Regions from separate parts of the Homo sapiens genome. Here region 2 is linked to region 1. The links are chromatin loops, found by intact Hi-C in ENCODE. Cell type or tissue: heart left ventricle. All regions are shown on one strand.

What was found. Hi-C counts contacts between places; a loop is a spot of excess contacts. Peaks named below come from ENCODE experiments on the same cell type or tissue, not always from the same donor. Only the 100,000 strongest peaks of a DNase experiment are listed, where the experiment ranks them.
Region 2: a loop joins it to region 1, with 6 times the contacts of the local background. A loop is called at or near these places in 2 of 110 quality-filtered maps.

Annotation. Positions count from the first base shown.
Region 1 is chr11:72,584,483-72,586,982 of GRCh38, forward strand. It overlaps PDE2A (phosphodiesterase 2A), which reads right to left. Exons shown (of 31, transcript NM_002599.5): 14 at 1,588-1,699; 15 at 1,072-1,111; 16 at 889-952; 17 at 390-462; 18 at 69-246. PDE2A-AS2 (PDE2A antisense RNA 2) reads left to right here and starts at 124. Exons shown (of 2, transcript XR_001748291.2): 1 at 124-574. RefSeq lists enhancers at 1-330, 331-852 and silencers at 1-64, 1,295-1,394. In heart left ventricle, a CTCF peak has its summit at 1,403 (motif pointing right); DNase peaks (open chromatin) are centred at 69 and 1,389; H3K4me3 peaks cover 285 bases; H3K27me3 peaks cover 1,686 bases.
Region 2 is chr11:72,772,112-72,774,611 of GRCh38, forward strand. The region is part of intron 2 of STARD10 (StAR related lipid transfer domain containing 10); the gene reads right to left. Among named protein-coding and RNA genes, the nearest start is that of MIR4692, 10 kb to the right of the region's middle. In heart left ventricle, no CTCF peak of the experiment used is centred here; a DNase peak (open chromatin) is centred at 1,302; H3K27ac peaks cover 831 bases.

The DNA of each region.
Region 1 (2,500 bases):
CCCCCGCTCGCTCGGACCCGCCCCGCCCGGCGCAGGCCCCGCCCCTCCGCCCGGGCCGCCACGCGCACCCTGGTTCTCGTTCTTGATGGGGAAGCAGAGGATGTTGCGCGTGCGGAAGCCGGTGCTGTCGTCCACGCCGCGGTAGAAAAGCGGATGGGCATATGCGTCAGGGATGTTCAGGATCTGGCCCGTGGTCGCCACGTGTCCCGCGATGCCCTGATCGGCCGGGATGCGGATCTCATAGCTCTGCCGGAGCAGAGATGGAGTCGAGAGGAAGAAGTTAGTGACCCGGCCACAGAGGGGACTGTTAAACCTCGGGCCGCTCCCCAGCGCCGCCGGCGGACTCCCGGACACCCCTAGGGCCACATACTCCCTCCACACCCTCTCACCTCATCATCCACCACGCCCCCGTCGAACACCTTGGCCACCAGCTCATTCTGATCCAGCAGGAACACAGAGCAGCTGTGGAGGGAGGGGTTTGGTCCTCTGGGGCCTGACAACCCCCTCTGATCGCCCTCACGTCCCATAAGGAGGCAAAGGCCGGATTTCCGAGGCCTGGGAGGAGTGCTCCAAGGTAAGACACTCTGCTCAGGGCTGGCTGGCTCCAGAAACGTGTCCATTCAAGTGTTTTGTTTTTTTTTTTTTTTGGAAGCACCTACTATGTGCCAGGCACTGTGATAGGAGCTGAGGATCCAAAGCCAGCCCTGTCCCTGCTGTATTGGAGCCTACAGTCTAGCGAGGGAGACAGGCATGAAATAAAGGATCCCTCAAAAGGTGATGAAGTCCCGCAGAAGGCAGAGAAAGGGAAGTGGGTGGGGCAGGAAAGGAGATGATGGGGACTGAAGGCCACAGCCTCTCTCGCCCTGTCCCCTGGGTAGAGTCACTCACATCTCTGCGTTGCTGAGGTTTCTGGCCTCCGTGATGATCTCCTGGAGCAGGACAGAGACGTCATCTGGGGAAGGGAGAAGACCAGGCAGGGTGAGACCAGGCTGCCAAGACCTCCCGCCTCTCCTCTGCAAATGCCAGCCCCCATGCCCACACACAGCCAGGCAGAGAGAACAGTGCACTCACCCAGGTGGGTGAAGAGGTTCTTTGCCACTTGGAGAAGAGCCTGGAATGAAGGAAATGGAGATCATAGGGGGGTCGGGGTGTAGGGGTCACCCTATCCAACCTCCTGCCTCCAACAGCACCCGGGTCTTCTCCTTCCTTCCCTAGGGCTCACTGGACAAGCCAGAAACTGTCAGTGTCTAATTATATCATTTGGCTACTAAGTGAAGGAGTGAGGGAATAGCCCCGGTGCAGGTGAGGAGTCTCCTGAGTGTCTCAGCCGCCTTCACGCCAGCTCTAGCTGCCTAGGTGTTGCTGTAGTGCCCAAATTGAACACTAGAGGGCGATCACATACAGTGCCTGCGGGCAGTGGCGCGGGTCCTGAACAACTGCAAGCCTTCAAGTTATGAGGTTATGGAGCCACCTGGGGAAGGGCTGCCACCAGTCCAGAAAGACATGGGCATTTCCCTTCTGAATGGCTCTCGGGGCTGAAAACTGAGCGAGTCGGTGCCCGAGAGAGGCTGAAGGCAGGTCACTCACCTGGCACTCACACTTGAGTTTCTGTTCCTTCTGGAAGGCCAGGGTGCTGGTGAGCACGGTGCTGGTGTAGTGGAAGCAGTGCTGGATCACATGCTCGTCCTCGTCGGTGAACCTGGAGGAGGGGGTGGGCTCACTCAGGAGGGAAGGGAAGACTGGCTTCTCTCCCCACTCTCCTTACTTCTGTTCCATCAGAAGCCCACAGGGGTACCCACCTGCCAACTATATAACCACTGCACAGGCCCTTGGAACAGCTTCCCACCCCCATGACCCTGCAGACTGGGGGCTGCCCAAGGGGAGGGCTCCAGTCCTCCTTAGATGCTTGAAACCAGAGCCATACCTCCCGTCTCTGATTTGGGATTTACCCAGCCCAAAGCTGGGTCTCCTCCCTCAGACTAGAGATTGCCTGGGCTCAAGCTGGTGTTCTGCTCTTCCCCAGGCACACCTCCAGCCTTGGGGAGGGGCGGTGGCACTGCCCTATCTTGTGCAGCTCCTGTCACTACCCCACTCTCCCTGGACTCCGCTGGCCCTGATTCGGTGCCTCCAGAAATCTTAGGGTGGTGGTGTGGAGAGGACTGCTTGCCCTGCTCATGGAGCTAGCTCTGGTGAGACAAGATAAGCCCCAAATCCTGCTCACGTCATTCAATCTGGCCACCAAATGATTTGTCACTGGGGAGCTGCATGGGGCTGGGTGGACCAATGGTGTGGGTCATGGGAAGAGCCTGCCTTAGCCCACATCACGCTGCCCTGAGGTGTCCCTGCCTAAGCCCTTCCCCACTTTTTGGCTGGCCTTGGTGCTCCACCCTGGTGGGGCATCCCCCATTCATGCTTGCCATCCAGTGATTCGGATCTAGATCCCATCCCCACCATCCTGGGTCTGTCTGCACACCTTTCTTACATTTGTGGTCCCTCAGCT
Region 2 (2,500 bases), 190 kb after region 1:
GCAGTCACGGTTCTCCCTGTGCCTGGCACTGCCATAGTGGGCATGGTTCTCCCTGTGCCCGGTGCTGCCATAGGGGGCATGGTTCTCCCTGTGCACAGCGCTGCCATAGCCATAGTGGGCATGGCTCCCCTGTGCCCGGTGCTGCCATAGTGGGCACGGTTCTCCCTGTGCCCGGTGCTGCCATAGTGGGCATGGCTCTCCCTGTGCCCAGTGCTGCCATAGCCACAGTGGGCACGGTTCTCCCTGTGCCTGGCGCTGCCATAGGGGGCATGGTTCTCCCTGTGCCCAGCGTTGTCATAGTGGGCATGGCTCTGGACTTGTCCCTTATGCTCTTACTCTCAACCTCTAGCCAACTCTGCCCGTTGGATTCCACTCGGCCACAACCTTCCCAGCAGCCCCTCTTCACTGCCCAGACAGGCCTCACCATCCTTACTTGGACCCCTGTAGCCACATCCTCTTCTCTGTCCTCTGTGGCCAGGGAGCTTTTTAAAACCCAGAGCTGGTAATGGCTCTTCCCAGCCTGAAAGCTTCTGCTGTCTGTCTGTCTGTCTATCTCTCTCTCTCTCTTTCTCTGCCATCAGGATAAAATCTAAACTCCAAAATGTCCTCCCCACCCTGGTTCTGCCTCTTCTTTTCCTCACTGTTATCCCTGAACCCCTGCCACAGGGGAGCCTACCTCCCTGACCAACTCACCAAGACTTTCTCAGCTTGTTGCTTTATCCTGCTGGTCCCCTGAGGCCCCATCCAAACACCAGCTCCTGGAGAAGCCCCTGTACCGTCCCCCAACCATGCTGCCAGTCATATACTCACTCAGCCTGAGTATATGTCTCTGTCCCCACACTGCTCACAAAAGGCTGTCACTGTCTCCATGTGTCTCCCCATGAGGCCTTGAGTCTCTTAAGAGCAGGACCCAGGTCTGATATCTCCAGGTGGCTGGCAGGATGGGTGGGAGGCATGAGAAGAGGTTTGTTGAATGAATAAACAACCGGGACAGGAACAACATGACCAGTATAAATATTAAGGACAGAGTAACCTTAAGACACAGGAACAAAGTCACCAGTAGAGACATTAAGGACACAGCCAGTAACCATTAAGGGACAGGGGAACAGAGATGGATAGAAAACACACCCCAAAGGGAAGACCTTGAGACCCAGAGACAGGCTTGAGGTGGCTGCACCCCTCTTGGTACCTCCCTCTATCCCCTCTGGCATGCTTGGACTGGCCTTGATGCCCTGGGGCCCCTGGAGGCAGGACAGGGGGCTTCAGAAGGGGAAACCACAGCACAGTCAGAGCTGAGCCAGGGGCGGGAGCTGCCAGGAGACAGCTGAGGAGACATAATTGGATCACAGACAACTCTGCTTCTGCAGTGAGGGGGTGTGACTCACACACACAGAGTAACGCCAGACACAGAAACACACACAGAGTCTCACTCACAGGCACAGGCGCACATACCTTCAACACAGATTGACTGACCCTGTCAGGCCCCTGTCCCGGGGCTGTCACGTGGGTAGGAAGGGGGGAGATGGGAAACCCAGCACCTGCCCCTGAGGAGCTCAGTGTCTGCCAGACTAAGGGCCACATCACACACACAGTCACCCACAATTCAGCTCCACACACGAAGGCCCCAACAGAATCCTCAATCCCTATCACGTTATCTCGTCCTTATGCACAACCATCATCTGGTGTCTTATTTAGTTGTTTGCTTCTATTTTGCTCGTCACCCGTTCAGGATGTAAAACCCATGACAGCAGGGTCTGATCTGTGTGGTTTGCCCCTAAATTCCTAGATATGACACAATCCTTGGAACATAGTATGTCCTCAATAAACATACTGAAGCAATGAATGAATGCATGCATGTATGCAAGTGGAGACACACAAGGGAACTCCATCCTTCTGGCTATCAGGCCTCTACCTCAAGACTCATCACCTCTCTGGCAAAGTACCAGGCCCCAGCCACTCTGGCAGGGTCCAAAGACGGCAGGCAGGGGCAGGAGATGGTGGAGGGGATCTCAGGAAGCCGGGGGAGATGGAGGTGGTAACAAAACCCAAGGATGAGTAAATGGCTCAGGCACCAAAGGGGAGAGCAGAGGTGGCAGTCACCCCCTACTTCCCATTAGGCAGCAGGAGGCAGTATATATGTGCAGACATTGCTCACTGACCCCAGGACATAGGATTCCAGAGAAGCATCAGAGGTGGCAAGTACCTGCCTTCAGGGAGCCCAGGCTGAGGGGCAGGAAGGCAATGGTTATGCTAAAGCCCCAGAGAACAGCTCCAGCTGCCCTGTGCCACCTGCCCCGTGCCACCTGCCCCAGGCTCTCTTTAAAGACAGGTGAAAGGAATCTACTGTGATTGGCATGGTACCCTCTGCTGCCCATACTTTTGAGTCTCCAGGGGCCCCAGGGCATCAAGGCCAGTCCAAGCATGCCAGAGGGGATGAAGGGAGGCACCAGGAGGGGTGGGGCTGTCTCAAGCCCAACACGTAGTCTGAGCTGCTTTCCCC